Regions from separate parts of the Mus musculus genome. Here region 2 is linked to region 1. A link is a loop called in an ENCODE intact Hi-C map of the cell type or tissue named here. Cell type or tissue: heart. All regions are shown on one strand. Links, peaks and the distances in the headings refer to the core of each region. The heading gives the core; the rest is flanking DNA. Region 1 overlaps Cep170b (centrosomal protein 170B). Region 2 has its middle 5.4 kb from the start of Ahnak2.

Region 1 (9,569 bases), core at 730-8,729:
AAGGATGTGGCCATCCTGGCCAGGGAGATCCATGATGTGGCTGGAGACGGGGACTCACTGGGCTCCCCAGGCCCCACTCGCAGCCCATCTCTCGGGAATGTGCCCAACACCCCTGCCTCAACCATCTCAGCCCGGGAAGAGGTGAGTTCAGGCCTCTCAAGGGCACATGCTCATCTGCCAGGGTCAAATCCACCATGTGCTTCTTGGTGTGAGGGCTGTAATAAGAATCCTTACAGAATCCCGAGAGCTTGTGCTGTGGAAACTTGTCCTTCCAAGGGAGTGGGCGTTGGGAGGGATCCGGAGCAGATGCAGACGGGCCCAGGCCTGTCACGTCCTGTTTTATCTCTTCTCTGACTGAAGCAGTGCAGGGGCTCACTGCACCCCCTAGTGGTTCCTCTGCATCAGCCGAGCCAATGCTCTGTTCTCTGCAGCTGGTACAGCGTATACCAGAGGCCAGCCTGAACTTCCAGAAAGTGCCGCCTGGCTCTATGAACTCTCACAACTTGGACCAGAACATGAATGACAGCCGAGACGATGCTCTGACCAACAAGACGAGGCCTCGGAACCGTGAGGAGGCACGGTGCCCCTCTGACATTGCGTAGCTGCGGGTTGGGGCGTGTCTTAGTGTCTGGATGGAGGCCAGCTAGCTGGGTGGAGAGGGGAGGGCCCCGGCCATACTAATGCCCAGGTCCTTCCAGGTGATCTTTGATAATCTGATGCTAAACCCGGTGTCCCAGCTGTCACATGCCATTCGTGAAAACACGGAGCATCTTGCTGAGAAGATGAAGTAAGCGGGTAGTCCCTGGGTGCCAACAGGTCACGTGTGCTGCATCTAGCAATAGTATGCAGCCTGATAGGTCACATGTGGGTAGCCAGTCTCTGTGTGTCTTCACTGCTCCCTGGGGTCGGGGCCCCATTGCTTCCTCTCTCTCTCTGGCCCTATCTGAGCTGTTCCCATCTGAGCATGAGGTAGCTAGCCACACTCCTGCTCCGGGTGTCAGTTTCCCTCTTGAATCAGCTCTACTATGGCCAGAGAATATCAGGGGAGCAGCTGTTCTGTGTTCTCTGTCACTGCCCTTGTCCCTGCTCCCCTCTCAGGGTCCTCTTCCAGAATACAGGCCGGGCCTGGGAGGACTTAGAGGCCAGAATCAACTCTGAGAATGAAGTACCCATCCTGAAGACATCCAACAAGGTGAGAGACAGAGACCCCATCCTTGAGCCTGGCCCCCCATCCTCGGGCCTGGCCCCCCATCCTTGGGCCTGGCCCCCCATCCTTGGGCCTGGCCCCCCATCCTCGGGCCTGGACCCTCATCCTTGAGCCTGGCCCCCCATCCTCGGGCCTGGACCCCCATCCTCGGGCCAGGACCCCCATCCTCGGGCCTGGACCTCTACCCTCGGGCCTGGACCCCCATCCTCCGGCCTGGCTCCCAGCCAGTGGGCGTTGCTGAGCTGGTCTGAGCCACATCCTTAATCCAAGTCCACCAGGAGGCCCTGGGGGCCCTGCATGTTCCTACTCTTGCCCTCCAACCTTCCTCCTCTCTGTCCTCCCAGGAAATCAGCTCCATCCTGAAGGAACTTCGACGCGTACAGAAGCAGTTAGAAGGTAGGTGTGGCCCAGACCTAGGGCAGGCAAGGGCGACCTCAGAGGCTTATAGCCAGATTCTCAACTGGACTCTTTGATCTCTTCCTCCAGTCATCAATGCCATCGTGGACCCCAGCTTGAACCTCGACCTACTGATGGGAAACAGGGCTCCTTCAGGGTCTGGCCAGCCAGGACTTGGGAAAGCCCGGCCAGCAGCTCAGAGCTCAACTTCACCTGCCTCGGTGGATACCTTGCTGCCAGCCCTGCCTCTCAGGAGCTTCCCACAGCGGGCCAACTGCGGGCCCCCCGGCCTCCCGGAGCCTGCCTTCCTTCCTGATGCTGAGAGGTTTCTGATCTAAGCTGTGAGGCGGGCAAGGCCAGCCTTCTTCTGCGCGTGTGTCCTGTGCATCCATCCCACGGCCCACCTGCCTGGCTGCAGGAGGTTCTCTGTGAAAACCCTGTATGTGCCATAGCCCCATGGATGGGTGCCTCCCATTTCCAGACCCTCCTCAGCCAGCACCTGAACCACTTCATCCAGCCCATGGCGCCCCCACCTCCACAGGCCTCCCAGCCTAGCCCCTGGGGTGTCCACTGCCAAGGGCCAGCTGGTGAGGCCCCATATTCACCTCCTGTCAATCACCATTGTTTTTGTTGGTAGCTTTAAAGGAAAGAGTACATTGCTCCCTTGCAGGAACTTGCAGGCCCCGCTTAGGTCCAGGCCCAGCCTGGGAGGCCCCGTCTCATCCCTATGTGCTGGCTTGAGGCCAGACAGAGAAAGGAGCTGGACCCTGGGGCCAGTCAGTGCCAAACACAGGAGCTGGATGGGTTTGGCATGTCCCCAAACTGCCCAGGAAGGAGGCCACTTGCCTTGTGGCTCCTACTGAGTCCACGGCCGGAGCTGCTGCAGAGTCCATCAACCTGGGCAGACGAGTGGTTCTAAGTCCTTGGTGCCAACACAACTGCCAAACCCACTGAGTTTGGGTACTGTCCCAGCAAGCTCTCCTGAGTGGATTCATCCCAGCTAGGGACACTGGGCTTCCTTACAGTGGGGCTGGGTGTAGCTAGGTGGGCCAGCAATCCCGTTGGTTGTGGCGAGTGCTTTACCAGAGTGGCAGAAAGAGATTTGGAAGCTCCTGGCTTTGTGATCTAAACCATGTACCTGCCCCTGCCGTCCCAGATGGTGCGGGCAGGAAGTGGTAACTGCAGCAGGCTCCTGCGGCCCGATCCGTTGCGGAGGCCTGGCAGGGACAGGCTCACTACTGGTTATGCTTTCTCAGGATTTGTGCGGCTGGGGCCTGCCAGGTGAGCAGGGTAGCTGCCCTGCTGCTGCCCCTTGCTGATGCTTCTGGAGGCACTAAGCCAAAGAGCCCGGTGGCTGGAGTGGGATGGGGACAGTCCCTTATTGACCAGGCTGGCATGGGTGTGCTCTGGGACCTGCCTGATGTGTGTGTGGGCGTTGCTCCTGAACAGGACCTGTCTGCTGGGAGAGGTAGCTGCAGCGGGGGGCCCAGAGCCCAGGGGTAGCATGGGTCTCCCTGTTTACACTTAGCTGATAGAGTCATGCACGGGTCCTGTGTGCCTCTGCCCAGCCCACCTGATGTTTACGTGTGTATGTGTGTGTGTGTGTGTGTGTGTGTGTGTGTGTGTGTGTGTGTGTGTGTGTAGAGCTTGCTGTTTGTCTGGAGGAGGTGCCAGCTCAGCCTGTTGGCTGCTCCGCCTGCATGTCCCACACATTGCCCACAGCCTGCTCCCTGTAAGTAAACGGCTGTCCTGCAGAGTCCATGCCTCCCACCCTTGGTCATCACTGTGTAATTTTTTTTTTTTAATGCACAAATTGGTGTTCCTCTCCATACTTAGTTCCTCTGTCACTTTAGCCTTCAACCCGGCATTGGTACTGTACATGCCTGGCTTCTGAAGGTATCTCTGTACATTGTTCTCAGGCGGTCTTGTGGATGTCTTTCAGGAAATGGTTATTTTATATGATTTGTCATGAAATTTGTTCTAATAAATCATTCCTCCACGTGGCAGCACACCAGTGACTGCCGCCTCGGCCCTCTTCTCTGGGGATGGTGTTGGGTGACCATCTCCTTGACACAAGGAGTCTCTGAGGGGCTCAAGACACTAAAGGCAGTGGGTGTGGTGGCATATGCCTTTGTCCAAAGAACTTGGGAGGCAGGGATCTCTATATCTGCTCCCAGCCAGGGCTACTTAACAAGATGGTCTTTTAAAAAAAAAAAAAATGAATTCAGATGTTGCCACCAGGTGGCACTCAAAGCAAGGAAGCAGCAAGCAGATGTCTGCTTTTGTTTAAGCTAATGTGTATTAGTGGTTTGCCTGCATTTTCGTATGCACTCCTAGTGTCAGTGGAGAGTAGAAGAGGCCATTGTGTCATCTGAAACTGGAATTACAGATGTTTGTTATCCGCTGTGCGGGCTCTGGAAGCCAAGTCAGGTCCTCTGCAAGAACAGCCAATTCTCCTAACCATTGAGCCGCCTCTCCAGCCCCAATTCCTCACTTCATTACAGATCAGAAAGCAGAGAGTAGACTAGAACTGGGCTCAGCTCTCCCCTCCAAAGGCCCTGCTACCAGGCCCCGCCTCCTGAGCTTCCGCAGTTCTGAGCCTGTGAGGGGACAGTCCAGATCCAACCATAACAAGGAGCCATGGGGTGACAGGGTAAGTCATGTTCTCACCTTCAACTGGGAGAAAATGCACAAAACAAGAGCTTTCAGGTGGGAGGCAACAGACAAAGCAGGGCTGTGGTCCCCCTGAGGGGACACGGAGCTGACAGCTGCCCTCTACTGCATGAGAGGGCAGTTGCTCCAGACATCACAGTAAAAGCAGGGCTGTGGTCCCCCTGAGGGGACACGGAGCTGACAGCTGCCCTCTACTGCATGAGAGGGCAGCTGCTCCAGACATCACAGTACTGCTACTGAGCAGGGACACATCACCACAGCAGGAAGGACAAAGCAGCAAGGCTTTGCAGAACCAAACCGCCAAGAAGAGCGTGGGAGAGAGCAAGCCCTGGGCTGCACAGACTGGCCATGACCTGCCCTTGTGGGAGAAACTGCAGGAGGCTAAGGAAGCCACCACAGAGCAGGATGAAGGCTGCATGTACCTCGAGACTGCCCCAGGCCTGGGACTGTTTATGTCATCGCCATGTAGCTCATGACACACAGGACATGGGCCTTGGTGCAGGGATAACCTCTCGTGTACTGTGTGGAAGCATCGCTTGTCAGTAACAAGCTGATGGCCTATTAGCAGAAGTGGGGAGGGAACAGTGGAAAGCGTGAGTATGGACTGGGAGGATCTGCTGTGAGGTTGTGATGGGCCATAGGACACACAGACAGACGAAGAGCCAAGGCGAGGTTCAGATGCAAATCAAGGACTGTGTGTCTTGGCATTGGCCGCCATAGAGTGTGAGGATAGATAAATGTCTGCCTAGCTTAGTGCTTGCAGCTTGTTAATAAAGATGCCAGGTCTCTGTCTAGAACAGGTGTAGAAATGCCCTGTTGTCACTTGGGAGCAAAGGGACATAGAAAACCCTCTGAAGAATTATTTTGTGTTTGATGCCCAATGTGGGACTAGAAATCTAAGCTTAGAACCTAAGAACTGGGTAGAAGATGATTCTCTAGCCAGGAACTGGGAAACCACAGGGCAGTACAAAGGTGGATATATTTAAAACACACACACACACACACACACGGGCTGGAGAGATGGCTCAGCGGTTAAGATGTGTTGCCTTCTTCTGGGGTATCTGAAGACAGCTACAGCGAGGGGCCAGGGCGAGCAGGGCAGGAGCAAGAGCTGGAGAGTTGTCTCAGTGATTAAGAGCACTGACTGCTCTTCCAGAGGTCTAAGTTCAAATCCCAGCAACTACATGGTGGCTCACAACCACCTGTAGTGAGATCAGATGCCCTCTTCTGGTGTGTCAGAAAACAGCTACAGTGTACTTAAATTATATAATAAATAAATCTTTAAACACACACGCGCACATCTGCAGAATAGAAAAGGAGCTCTTATACCTGATCCTGGGGCCACAGTAGCTGTGACTCCCCAAGTGTAGCGTGATTCAGGAGAAGGGTTGGAAGAGAGAGTGTTACAGGCCAGACCCAACCTTGATGTGGGGGAGGCTGAGCTTCCGCCTGTAGCTGGGACATACAGAGCCTGTAACGAGGACAGAGTAGCTGAATTCAGCCCCGAGGTGGCAGGCCACAGGGGAAGGGTCAGCATTTGGTGTGACACCATTCCTAGCTGGTGCCTCTGATGCCAGATACACACACGGACGGCAGAAACACCTCTTCTCTGTGAGCTGAATGGGAAGGGGTCGGGCTTGGCACAGAACCAGCTCTGGCCAACGCAAACAGACACAAGAAGAAACCGTAGTGCAGATAAATGAACTCCTGATCAGGTAAAAAATGTTTGAAATTATGTTTAAATGCTAAAAAGGGAAAAAGACTGGGTATGGCACCATAGATAGATGTAAATAGTTTAAGACTAGTAATATAAAATCCTTGAAGAGAATTAAGTACATTAAAAAGAGTAAGCCACACAAGGATGAGAAATAATTTAGAGAAAGTTAAATGCAGAAAAAGATACTAAGTTTGGAAGGCAATAATAGAGAAATAAATGCACATAGACGATTAAGTCTCTGGAGGAAAAAAAGATAAATAGATAAAAATGTTTTAAAAGGTGCATAGAGGCTAAAGAAAATAAGGAAACTGAACACAGCCAACCATAGAAACACTGAGTTTAGATATTTTTTTTAAATCTCCCAGAAAGGAGAGAGAGAAATAGTTTCCAAAGGAACAAGAGAGAAAGAACTAAAGGAAAGTCTCCAGAGGAAGGAGAGAGTTAGAGAGAGTAAAAAAGAAAATATTTTCCATGTTAAAAAATGGGAAACAGGGCTTGTGAGATGGCTCAGTGGGTTAGAGCACCCGACTGCTCTTCCGAAGGTCCAGAGTTCAAATCCCAGCAACCACATGGTGGCTCACAACCATCCCGAACGAGATCTGACTCCCTCTTCTGGAGTGTCTGAAGACAGCTACAATGTACTTACATATAATAAATAAATAAATCTTTTTTAAAAAAAGGGAAACACTCTAGAAGGGGGCATTTAGACCCCATATAGTTTTGCTTTGACTGTCGGCATAAAAATAATTTTATGTTCAGTAATGATTACAATTTTTTTGCAGAGGAAATAATATAATTCCTTTATTTGGAAAAAAAAACAATACTGACTCCCTGAGATCAGTTAAAATCAGTTAAAATCTACTGCTGGATGGGGATCCTTCTCAGGCTGCTGTCCCTCTCCATCTGCCACACAGCTGTGGCTGTGCACAGACAGAAAAGCATTTGGTCAGAAAGCAGCAACCCAGTGTTTCTCCAGCCGACAAACCATGGCTCCCGCCTCCTGTGCCACCATTCGTCTCTGTTTTATTTCTTCTTTACACTGGCATTCTGGCAGACCCAGTTCATGACTACAATTTTATATACCTTCTTTAAGTGAGATCAGAATAAAACAGACTGAAAGAAAATGAAGACTGAAAAGATTAAGTGCTAGAACGGAGACAATAGAACAGAAATTAGAGGATTCCTTAAATCAGAATAATAGTCCTTGGACGAGTCTGATCTGGAACCTACATGGGCAGCAGAAAAGGCCGTTCCGGATGAGAGAAATCCACCAAGGCTTGGAAAGTTAGCATGGCAGCCCACAGAGATGCAATAGACTGCGCTAGGAATCCAGAGTCAGTTCAGTGACGCCACCTCAGAGCAATGACACACAGCTGGCTCGTGTGTTTCATTTTGTAGATTTTGAACAATTAAAATACGTTTATGTGCTAATCTATCATACAGTCGTTACGTGCTCAGAATTCCAGGGGGCTTTTGCCTTGAGTTCTGAAAGGAGCTGTTCTGAGATTTCACATTCATTAGAGATGGTGGCTACCTTGGAGATGCCTTTGCGAGTGGAAACCGGTGACGCTTGGACATGTGCATCCGTTAGAACACAGCAATATTCTAGACATTGTGGCATAAAACGTGTTACTGGCATAGCTCACAATCTTACAAGATAAGCTGCTGTAGGGAGAACTCATTGTGCTTTATTTTACTTGAAATTCTCATAATTTTAGTGTCAGTAGCTTCTGAATGGTATAGTTAAATGATATACTTAAGACAGCCTACAGCAAGCTCATACCCCTCAGAAAATAGCCTCGGCTCCTATCCATATGGCATTGCCCAGCCAGACTTCCACAGCCTGGGACCTACTCCTGGGCTATAGAAATAGATATCTTAGTGTAATGAGCTGAATAAACCCCTAGCATACCCATGGTCTATTCTTTTTGCTTAAAAAAAAAATGTAAGTATTAATCCAAGCACTTCCCCAGGTGCTGGTCACAGAGAAAACCCAGTGTTGCTGTTGGGATCCGAGCCCTGTGGGTCCTGTGGTTCTCATGGTTCTGTGGTTCTTGTCCCCCTCTCCTGCAGTCATATGGCGTAGAGCTCATAAACCTTCCTTATCCAGCACACCAGGGCAGCCAGGGCTACTGTGCTGTGCAGTCTCTTTCTGTACAGGTCGTCCTCCCGAACCGGCAGCGCTGGTGTGGAGGAGGTGAGCGCGTGCAGAGGCCGACTGGACAGTTTGTACGCATCATACTACAGCTGGTACTTGTAGCCAGGGCCAAACTGCCAGGAGATCCTATAGAGGGTCCAGCAGTGGACAGGGAGATGTAGTGGAAGTGGTCCAGGGGCAGTACCAATGGGGTGAAGAGGCAGGCAGTACCCGATAACACGGCCATCTTGTGCAGGCAATTGTCTATGGTGATCCAGAGGGCTGTCTCATCTCCAGTTCGGGTGGGCTCTATCACAATGTACTTACACTGGGCTTCCAGCGCCTGCTCCAGCTCACACTCACACTGGTCCCGGGCGTTCTCCCCACTGCAGATTTCATGCACTATGTAGCAGCCTGCAGCTGGGAGCTGTGGCCACCCAGACCCAGAAGCCTCCTTCCCTACGGGGCCGTCATGGAGACCCTAATTATATCTTAAAGAGATGGTTAATACACAGAAAGGGGTAACAAAGACACTCCCCCCAGAGACAGATCTCTTTATTTTCATTTTTTTTAAATGATAATGAGCAAAACCCAACAGCTGCTGAGAGACATTTGCTTATTGAAAAAAAACACAAAAACAAACAAACAAACAAACCTGCTGCACTAAACCAGCCTGTGTGTATTAGGGATGTCTGAACCTCAGAAGGGAGGGAAGGAAAGGTACTGCATTGGGAAGAGGCTTTGCCTTTGTTTCAAAGGGAGAATGAAAGCCACGGATTCCATAAGCATCAGATTTGACTGGAGCGTCCCCCTGAAGATGCTGACTGAAGAGAGGAAGAAATCAAGAAGACCAACAAAGCAGGTAAACTCCGTGCTGGTCCTGCGACGTGGGAGCAGCTCTGAGACTCCAGCCAGGACTTCAACTAAGCATGGCCAATGAATTGTGTTGGCTACAGAATCCTCAGGACTTATCACCCTATCCTTTCAAATGGCATGGGTGAAAATGTATACTATAGTTTGGTTATATAGTCTGAACTAACTTACAAAGAAAGACAGATGCCTTACCCCCTCAAAAAAAAAAAAGGGCAGAAAATCATCTTTAACTGATCTGTGCACATTTCATACATGCATGAATGCAGAAATGTATATTACCTACTGAAGTGTCTAGGTTGACGACACCAGTGAAGTTAAAATGGCCCTGACAGGATTCACCTTGAAGATGCTACAAAGGATGCTGAGACGCTGAGACATGTTTATTCCACCATCCTGCCTGACCCTACCACAGACTGCCTCAGTGCCATTTACTTAAAATTCTAGAACATCTTCAAAATGGCTAGTTAGATTGTTCAGCATCACAGACTATTCCAGCCGAGACTTCACTTAAGCCCTGAGCTTTCACAACACAGAACAGCAAATGGGCAGCTAGCTTTCTTAATGCT
Region 2 (9,569 bases), core at 831-8,830, 53 kb after region 1:
CACAACACCTTCCTACCTAACCCTCTGGCAAATGATGTCTCCTGAACCTGAGCTGCTGTGAATGGTACTGCATAAAATAGGTGTAGCTGGAACTGGAAACTGACATTTGTGCTTCCCTTGTACCCTTATTATTTAGAGATTAGTGGTGGATGAGAAGCCTGCATGCATCCTTGGGCTTCAGCCCTCAAGGCTCCCATTGCTCAGCTCTGTTCCCTCTCCCCTCAGACCAGCTCCACTCTCAGCCCCTGCTAGCTCTAGGTGGCCAGCAGACCCAGGCAGGAACCACTGGGTGTACTAGCTGTCGCTGTTTGGGATCCCAGTGCCGGCTCTGGGCACCTGCACCTGTGGACAGGCTACAGCAGGCTTGCACGCACAGCTAAGGCTAAGGGGTCGAGGACAGGGAACGGTCAACAAGGGCAGCCCTTAGAAACACACCAGATCCCAGATCGGCATAACAGGCCAGAAATGAGAGCCACTGGAAGAGGCAAGTGAGGCCACCTCAGAGAGCCCCAAGGACGGGAGAAGGCAGGGGTCACTGGTGGGCAAAGAGGCTTCAGGGACAGCCTCAGTCCGGACAGGCTTCCTTCCCCCAACCTTGGCCTGAAAACCTAACGGTCATGGATGGAGAAAACAACTCTATTTACAGGGCACAAGCCAGGCCAGCTCCCCACCTCCCGCTCCACGGCCCCACCCCCAAGACAGCTCTCACCTGGGAACTCTGTTTACTGCCTGACACCAAACCAAACCAAACTGTCAGCTCTAGGTGGAGTGAGGCTGGCTGAGTCATCAGGGAGCCGGAGGTGGGGGGGTGGGGGTGGAGAGAATGCTGTCCGGGAGCTGGAGATGGAGTGAGGGGGGAGAATGCTGTCCTGGAGCTCCCCTGCTGCCACTGGGTTCTCCTGAGCCAGGTCATCCATCCCATCAGCCCCTCTACCTGTGAGCCCCACAGTTCTGACTCCCCCCTTCCTCTTCTGTCCCTTGCCCCACCCACCTGAGGACCCATGATCACCTCCACCCCAAGCTCCTAGCTAAGGTGCACCATACTGCTGCACGGATGGATGGCTTGGGGACAGACGACAGGGCTTGGGGACGGTTGACAGTAGGGAAGAAGAGTTGGAACTGCGATTCTAGGGGGCCTCATGAGCTGCCTCTTGCCCATATCCAACCCAGAGGGGCTCGCTCACTCGACTCTCAGCAGGCTTTGCCTACCTCAGATCCTAAGGATGCCCACACACCCTGATCAATCCTTGATTCCACGTAGCAGACCCAGTGGTCAGGTTGAGTCTGTGGAGGGCATTGGACATCTGCTGAGTCACAGACCCAGGTGTCTGGATGTGTCGAGCGACGCCCACTGCACACACAAGTCCTGCTGGAAGCTGCCAGGACCCCACCCCCCCCCAGCCCAGCTCTTTAACAACATGGGAACTTGGCAGTGACAGTGACGAGACCGGGTGGGGCTGGGGGCAGCTGCTAGTGACTCAGCTGAGGGCATTCCCAGGGGATGCGTCACAGCACGGCCTGGGTGCTCTGCCACCCGCCCACCCTCTAGCAAGGCCTGCCAGTGAAGGAGCCACCCAATAGTGGGCTGGCAGCCAGGCATCTGTGACAGGCTGCCTTTCTTCCTCCTACAGAGGGTCCAGCTCTCAGGAAACAAGGGCCACTAGAGGATCCAAGAAGGCACGGGGAGGGACAGGGCAACTGGACTGCACTGCCTGCATGCTAGCTTCTGCTCGGTCCGGTCCTCCACTCTGCAGCAAGCGGGGGGGGGGGGCAGACTCCACTGGGAAGGGCTGAGTCACCTGCAGTTGCAAATCTCAGTGTGGGGCAGCCCCTAAGGGGCAGATGACAAGCTGTGGAAGAGTCCGGGTGAGGCCCTGAGCTGTGTGGAACCCTTGCTGCCTGCATCTTACTGGGTCAGGAAAGTGACTCGAGGTCCCTTTCCGACTGCCTCACAACACCCAGCCACTCTGCCCACCATTGGGATAAAAGGACTAAGTTCACAGCCAGGACCCTGGAGAGTGACCTCAGCTCTGTCCTCTGTTCTCACATGTACAGGTTGGGGCCAGGTGTGCACTGCAGCGTGCTGGCCAGGGAGGAGCTCACAGCCCGTGGCAGGAGCGGCTGGAAGTGTTTCTGCCATGTGTGGGGTGTGGGGAGTGGGGAACACAGCCTCCCGCCCCAGGCCTCCTGGGCCCCAATCCAATTTTCCGTCTGAGAAAGTGCTTCTGACTATTAAATATTTATCCCAGCAAGGCAGGCCTTGGCTCCCTTGGCCTGTGACTTCCAAAAAATAAAAAAATAAAAATAAATAAAAATAAAGGGAAACCCAGAGACAGAGGCAGAGAACAGGAAGAGAAATGCCCTTCGCAGGACAGCAGCTTCCCTTAGAATGGGGTCCAAAATTGGGAGTTCAATGTTTCCACCTATGACTCTGGTCCAAACTCACAGATACATTCTTCCTTCTGTCCAACTCCATTTCCCCAGCCCCTGTCCCCTACGCAGATCCAGCCTGGTGAACGTAGTTACTGCTGCCCTGTGGTCTCCCTCCTCATGGATTTTGAGCCCTCCGTGGCTCCTCCATGTATCCAGGCCACTGTCTGCTCTCTCCCCAGCGTTTTGGGACCTCTTGGCTATAGTGGTAGCAGCTCTCACTAAGTGGGCAGGCAGGGATGAGTGGACATCACTCAGACCTGACACCATCCCTGAGTGCAGGATCTGCCTCCTCCTCTTGGGCAGGGATCAAAGCTGGTGAGATCTTGGCGTTTTGCTCCTGGGTGGTAGTGATGCCCAGGTAAGATAAGCGTCTCACTCTCTCTGCCACGGCTAGAACCTCTCCTCCCTAGCCAAGCCGACCCAAGCTGCACCTGAAACACAAACAGCTTCAGTATAGGGTGTGGAGGAGGTCACAGAAGGGAGGACACAGAGGGCTGGAGTAAAATGCTCCCAGCAGGGGCAATGACTAGGCCTTCCCAGGTGGAGGTGGGCACAGCCGCCAGGGCCCAGGAGGTTAGGAAGCTAGAGGATCTGCCGGTTCCGTCTTCCTGTCTACACTCATGCTTTCTTGGCTGATAACAGCAGATGCAGCCTGTGGCTTGGAGAGAGCAGAATGAAGCCTGTTCTGTCACCTAACCCATCCAAATAAAGAGCCTTACTGGGCAGTGGAGATGCACACCTTTAATCCCAGTTCTATGATCCCAGCAGGGGCAGGGGGAAATCTCTGAACTCAAGGCCAGCCTGGTCTACAGAATAAGTTCCAGAAAAGCCGAGGCTATGCAGAGAAACCCTTGTCTTGAAAATAGACAGACAGACAGACAGCGAGAGTGAGAGAGGGCAAGAGAGAATGTGTGTGAGAGACTGAGAGCACAAGAGAGAGCGAGAGAGCGAGCGAGAGAGCAAAAGAGTGAGAGAGAGAGAGCCCCCAACATCCGCTTTTGCCCTCACTTCCCTCAAGCAGGAAGTAAATCCTTATGACCTCCATTGCTTCCTCCTCAGTCAGTGCCTGTCCCACCATGGATCCATCCAGGCTGAGGTGGGGCTACCAGAGCCCAGCCCCTTTTGTGTTCTGCCCGGTAGCACAGGACAGAGCTAGCACCTTTCAGAACCACCTCCCATCTCTCAGGGAATATGGCCTGTGTCTTGGCTGGATGCCTAGAGAGTCCCACTATGCTCAGCATCTCTGGGAACATAGATTCCCACCAGTGTGGACAACCCTGCCCAAGAGATGACAGAGTAGAGCTAGCATGTGTCCTCGCTGGGGTACAGCCCCTCCCCCTCCCCCCCCCCGCATGGTAGCCCAGGCACTCCTGGGCACAAATGTCAGATCTGGACCTACACCCCAACCTAAGGCTGGTTAAACAGTTGCCTTTCCCCTATACTCTGTGGAGAAAGGACCTAGTCACACCCTGGCCCCCAACCCCACAGAAAGAACATCCAGATGTCCCCTCATGATGTCCCCACCTAGGGTTCCCCAGATCCAACAGTAGTTTCTTGAAGTGTGTTGGCGGTTAGTGCCTAGGCTATGCCAGGCTCACCCAGGTGCAGCACAGGGACCTCAGCTTTGAGACCCCGGTTCCCTGTCACTGTCTGGGATTCAGCTCTGCCTCAGGGAAGGAACCCACATGCTCTCAGGGGTATGACACCCAGCATCTATGGGGTTAAACATGTCCATCAGGGGGCTTGTGTAAGGTCCATCTCACAGTGGGTAAAGGTATTTGGGCATTCCAGGGTTGGGTGTAACCCTATACAGCCCCACCCCACCCTCACTCAATCTTGTGTAGGTACATTCCCAAAACAGCCACCAGGGGGCAACCTCTGCGCAAAATGACTGAGACAGGGCTCTGTCCCGGGGCTGTAGGAGGTGGCAGGATGCCAGGGGTGGGCACCAGAGACTGGCACAGGAGGGCAACTCTGGCCTGTTGGGAGTGGGCTGCGGCTGGAAAAGGCCTGAACCCAATCCTCCTCAACCCTTAGGGAGTGTCCTTGGGAAGCGTGTATATTCCTGGGCCCCCTGTGCAGGACTGAGGACAGCCTAGGCAGAACCCTCCAAACCCTTATCTTAAAAGTGTCCTACCAGAGCTGCACTAGAGGCCGCTGCTCTGGCTCCCTAAGAGCAGGTGGACTCAAGGAGAGCTGTTCCAGACGAAGCAGGGAACTACCGGTTAAAAGCGGGAAGAACTAGCATCCTTGAGTGGGAGAGGTTTGGGCTCAGGGAGCGGGGTGCAGGATGTGGGTCAAGCGGTCTCTAACCTGAGCCTAAGAAGAAGAAAGCCACTCAGGCAAACTGGAGGCGGAGCAGCCCTATGTCCTTTCTCTCTCTGGGGAGGCCAATCTGTAGTGATGTGGGTCAGGGCCAGCAATGGGGAAGGAGGAAGATGAGGGGTGGGGTCATCACTCTCCCACTGCTAGCAGGGCTAGTCAGGGCTCTTGGGCTCTCATCTGTGTGTGGAAGAGTCCCAGACCTCAATCCACACAGGACAAACGGGCCCCAGGGAGGACTATGGGAACTCTACTCTGGCTACAGAGGATGCCAGGCAGGGCCACCCGTCTGCATAGCACTCTGAAATCGTGAACAGCCCCATAGTCAAAACTGTCATCAACTGTTTTCCCCAGAGCAGGGTCTAGCCTGTACCACTGCAGAGGGAACCAGTCTCTACCAGTGTAGAAAGGGGTCCAGTCTGGACCAGTGCAGCTCCTCTGTCTCAATCCCCTGGGCAGTGGCTGGCCAGGTGCCCTGGGCGTGGCCAGGCTGCTGCATTAATGACCCAGAGTCTGAAGGATGGTTTCTTGTTCCCCCACCCCACCCCACCCCACCCCACCCTCCAAGACACTAGAGGTAGGCCCAGGCTAGGGCACAAACCACCAGGTAAAAAGCACCAGGTAGCCACTTTGCCACAGATATGCTCAGCAAGAGGGGCACTGACTATCCTGGGGGTGGGGGTGGGGTGGCGTGTCAACTCCCCATGACTGGTATAACAGGACTCTACTCAGGCCCCTTAGAAGGCCCCAGACCTCAAAACCAGCCCTGCCCCCAGCCACACCTTGTTTGTCACCCATATACATAGTAGCCGCACGGTGGATCCAGCACAGCCATATCCTGTTAGCCCCAACCTAAGTCCTGGTCAGGTCAAGGATGGTCCCTCAAAAAGCAGATCAGAAGCTAGATCTAGCAGAAGGTCTCCTAGCCCAGGACTGCCTCCTGCTCGCCTTGGGCCTGTTCCATCTAGTATGAAGCACACCTGCCTCCGAAGCCGCCTTACTAGTCACAGGAGCGTCTTAGAAGGTTACAGGCAGGAGGATCGTGATGAAAAGGGAAGAGACAGACAGTGACAACGAGAGTCCGGCGTGCAGGGAGCCACACAGTGTAATGAAAACCCGAGAAACAAAGTGAGCTAAAGAGATAGGGTGGGGGTGAAAAGCACGAGGCAGGCACAAGTGCAAGCGAGATGCAGAGACCCACAGAGCCAGCGAAGGTCCGAAAGCACGCAAGACCCGCCCGCCCTCCAGCCCCTAGCCATCTCTCCTGCCCTTTCTGACGCGCGCAGCCTGTCCCGCACTGCGCGCCCCCGTCACGCCCGCACAGCCCACCCGCCCGAGGGGAGCGGGCTGCAAGCGGGGATGAGGCGCACCGCTGCCGGGGGCTCCGGGCCAGGTGGGCAACACCACGTGGAAGCAGTCGCACATCTTGGCGGCTAGTGGTGCGGGCGGGCGGCGGCCCTGCGCGTCCAGTCGCGGTCCCAGAGCTGATGCGCCAGGAGAAGGGCGGCTCCCACGGCCTCGCTGCCCGGTGCTGCCGCGGGCAGCCGGGTTGTGACTGCAGCTAACTCTTGGGGTACCTCCAGACCTTGGCTCCGGCCCCGCCCTGGCCCGCCCAGCCCGTGCTGACCACTCCGCAAGGGCGACGCGAGCGGCGCTGCCGGTCTCATTCAGCCCATTGGTTGCTGCAGCCTTGGCCCCGCCCCCTGACGGCCCCGCCCCGTAGGACCCAGGCCCCTGTGGTCCTCCCCACCCCTAGCTGACCTCAACACACACACACACACACACACACACACACACACACACACACACCCCACCCCCTCCCCCGCCCTCCTCCAGATTGTATTTCTAGAGCAAAGATTAGTTAAGTTCCTCCAGGGGCCACCAGATCCCTGCACCAGGAATCCAGGGCTTCTTTACCTCCAGTTTGGGGGAGTGACAGGGGACTGCGGGAGTCTAAGGTAGATGACTTCCAAGGGAGATGACTTGCGACCTGAACTCCTCAGGAAAAGATGGGGTTCAGGGCCAAAAGAGGAAAGAGGGGAAGCAGATGAAAGGACAGGCTAGAAGCCACTAGTTTGGAGACAGGTGGCCCTGGGCAGATCCTCTGTAGGCTGTCCAGGATGGTAGGACCAGAGCTGGAGCCATCCTGCAGCCCCAAGTCAGGATTTATCCTTTTAATGGTTTTTGTAGAAAGCCTGGCAGCTGGGGACCTGGCCATGGCCCCTGGGCTGCAGGACAGTGAAGGTACAAATGAGGGCCCCTTCAGGGCAGTACTAGACATCTGGCTAGGAGGGGTCTCTGAAAGGTTCCTGGCAGCCTAGGGTGAGCTGTGAGCAAAACAGTGCAGGAAGTCACTGTCACTGTCACTGGAGAGGTAACGTGGGTTCCCAGGACAAGGAAGAGAGAGCAGGGGCTGGAAAAGGCCTGCCTGGCCTAGGACTAAGGGGGCATCTATCAAGCAAGGAGCTCAGGGTTGAAGCGTGGGGGAGGCGTTCTGTAAATCAAGAGCAGCTGAATTAGGGTCGTGAGGTTGGGTGAGACTTCAATGGTCCTGGGACATTCTGGTTGCTAAGAGGACTGGGTAAGGCCTTGATGGGGGAGGGTGGGATCTCGGCAGCCTCTACTTGGGTGCCATCCACGCAAGGGAACATATTTGGGGGAGGGAAAGGTCCAAGAGCTGTTTCCACAGAAGCCGAGTTCTATGAGCCCAGTATGGTGCAGACCTGAGTGGGGGAAAGGGTTCCTGGCAAGTGTGGTGGCCATGCCGGGTGGACAGAGAGGCATGCATACCACTTTTCCTAGGGTGGGGAAATAGGGCGGGAGCCAGGAGAGGTTAACCTGCAGCAGAAGGGCCTCACAGACACAAGGACAAAATCACACACTCACACCAGTGCGTGTGCGCGTGCGCACACACACACACACACACACACACACACACACACACACACACGCACGCACACCTGCATATACAGATAATAAGCATAACAGGACATGACTGCACGTGCACGTGCACACAGTGTGCACAGTCTTAGGTACGAGCCCACAGAAGTCAGGGCCCAGGCAAGCCGGTGAGCATCAGCATGGATCATTCACTCACGGCAGGCAGTTCCCGTTAGCCGGGCTGCAGCGCTGGGCAGCCCGCCAGCCACACACAGGTCAGACAGACGCGAGTCACTGCTGGGAAAGAGCCCTGGCAGCCTCCTCCTGCCACTGCATGGGCCACAGCCCTGCCTTGGTGGGACACAAGTCTCACCCTCTCCTTGGAGAAATGTCCTGGATGAAGGACAGACACTGCCTTGTCCCTGGGGATATGGGTCTCTGTGTTCCAGGGTACATCCCTGTGTCTGCTGGGAAGGCTGGGAGGTCTCTGCCTGCCTGCCAATCCAGTGTGTCTGAATCCTGCTTCAGAGTCTGAGAGCAAGGGCCTTGGGAAAAGGTAGGTTTGTATCACCAAAAAGACCTTTGGGTGCAGACCCAGCTGTGTCCCTTGCTCTGGGCAATGTAAAGTGGTCTTAGGGTCCCAGACTCTGTGACATATTTGGATTGTCTAGCATGATCTGCCTGGGGCTGTGGTGGCTCCCATTAGCTTTGTGAGGAAGTATATGTGATCTAAGCTACCCAGGTGCAAACAGGACAGGCCCAATGATGTAATGTCAGGGGCATTGTACTAGGTAAGGGGTACCTGGTGTGCCAGCACCTTCCCACTTGACACTGTCAGTACAGGGGGTAGCATACTTAGGAGAGTTGTGCTTGGTAATGAGGCCCCCTTGAGACACCAGAGGTCCTCTTGAACTTCCTCCACTGGGCCTGTAGACCCTTGACCCAGTGAGAAGGTACCAGAATCTGGACATGTGTGGCCAGAGTCTCTGCATCTGCCTGGACGGGGCTTGAGAAAAGGACAAGGCAGCTCACTACCACAACCACTTGCAGCCCCGAGAGTCATTTCAGAGTTGGCTTAGGCCCCAGACCCAGGATGCAGGCAGGGCAGGAACCCAGGGGCTCTCCCTTCTCTTGCCTACTCCCAGACTCAGGGCTTGTTGGCAGATGCATCTCTGCCTGCCAGGAGCCAAGCACTAGAACTTCAGCTTGACTGTCAAGGCAAGGTGAGGACCTAACACGGGGACTCGAGCCGCCGCACTCCTGGAAGATCCCACTTAGGTGAGAGGCCAGACTACAGACAGTGAGAGGACCAGACACTTTGGGGCATCTCCCTAAAGAGCTATCCACCTCGGGGAAGAGCCACAGACAGAAAAACAAAACCATACATACACCACAGGACACCTTGGATCTGTCCCAGTACACACAGACAGGCACACATACTCCTGTGTATACACTCAGGTGCATGTGTATACAGGTATGTACAGAATACAGGGGGGCTACTGCTCACTCCTGAGCAGTGCTCCTGGGGCCTCACGGGCTGTGCTTCGCTCTCTATGCCTTTGGAAGATCTTGTCCTAGAGGCCAGGCTGCACCTATCTGGGTGGACCAGCCGAGAGTCAGCCTTTGCTCCCAGGGCCCAGTTAGACTTGCCCATCACTGGTAGAATTCAGAGACCGAAACCTAGACCTGGGGTCACAGTGAACAGGAACGGGGGAGGAAGGTGTGTGTGGTGGGGAACCTGCTATGTTCCGTCTACTGTCCCTTCCCCCACTCTAAAGCCTGGCCATCTTCTGCTGCAGAGCAATGTGCTGCCAGGAGTTCCCGGCACCACACTCCAGCCCCAGCCTCCTCCCTGTGTTCTCCTCTGGAGACAGATGCCCTGCTGGGGAAAGCTCCTGTGGCCAAGTCTAGCTCAGGAATTGATACCCCCTGCC

Evidence for each region. Peaks named below come from ENCODE experiments on the same cell type or tissue, not always from the same donor. Only the 100,000 strongest peaks of a DNase experiment are listed, where the experiment ranks them.
Region 2: it touches region 1 in a loop (3-fold over the local background); 18 of 42 quality-filtered maps call a loop at or near these places.

Annotation. Positions count from the first base shown.
Region 1 is chr12:112,742,972-112,752,540 of GRCm38, forward strand. It overlaps Cep170b (centrosomal protein 170B), which reads left to right. Exons shown (of 19, transcript NM_001024602.3): 14 at 1-141; 15 at 432-575; 16 at 699-787; 17 at 1,099-1,192; 18 at 1,552-1,603; 19 at 1,694-3,620. The coding sequence ends at 1,941. It also overlaps the pseudogene Gm5189. Among named protein-coding and RNA genes, the nearest start is that of Pld4, 13 kb to the right of the region's middle. In heart, for the core only: a CTCF peak has its summit at 3,848 (motif pointing right); DNase peaks (open chromatin) are centred at 1,500, 2,120, 2,400, 4,090 and 1 weaker place; H3K4me3 peaks cover 734 bases; H3K27ac peaks cover 1,862 bases; H3K27me3 peaks cover 296 bases.
Region 2 is chr12:112,796,347-112,805,915 of GRCm38, forward strand. It overlaps a transcript of Ahnak2 not described here. Among named protein-coding and RNA genes, the nearest start is that of Ahnak2, 5.4 kb to the left of the region's middle. In heart, for the core only: a CTCF peak has its summit at 4,301 (motif pointing right); DNase peaks (open chromatin) are centred at 965, 1,485, 4,295, 6,375 and 2 weaker places; H3K4me3 peaks cover 1,182 bases; H3K27ac peaks cover 1,068 bases; H3K27me3 peaks cover 5,539 bases.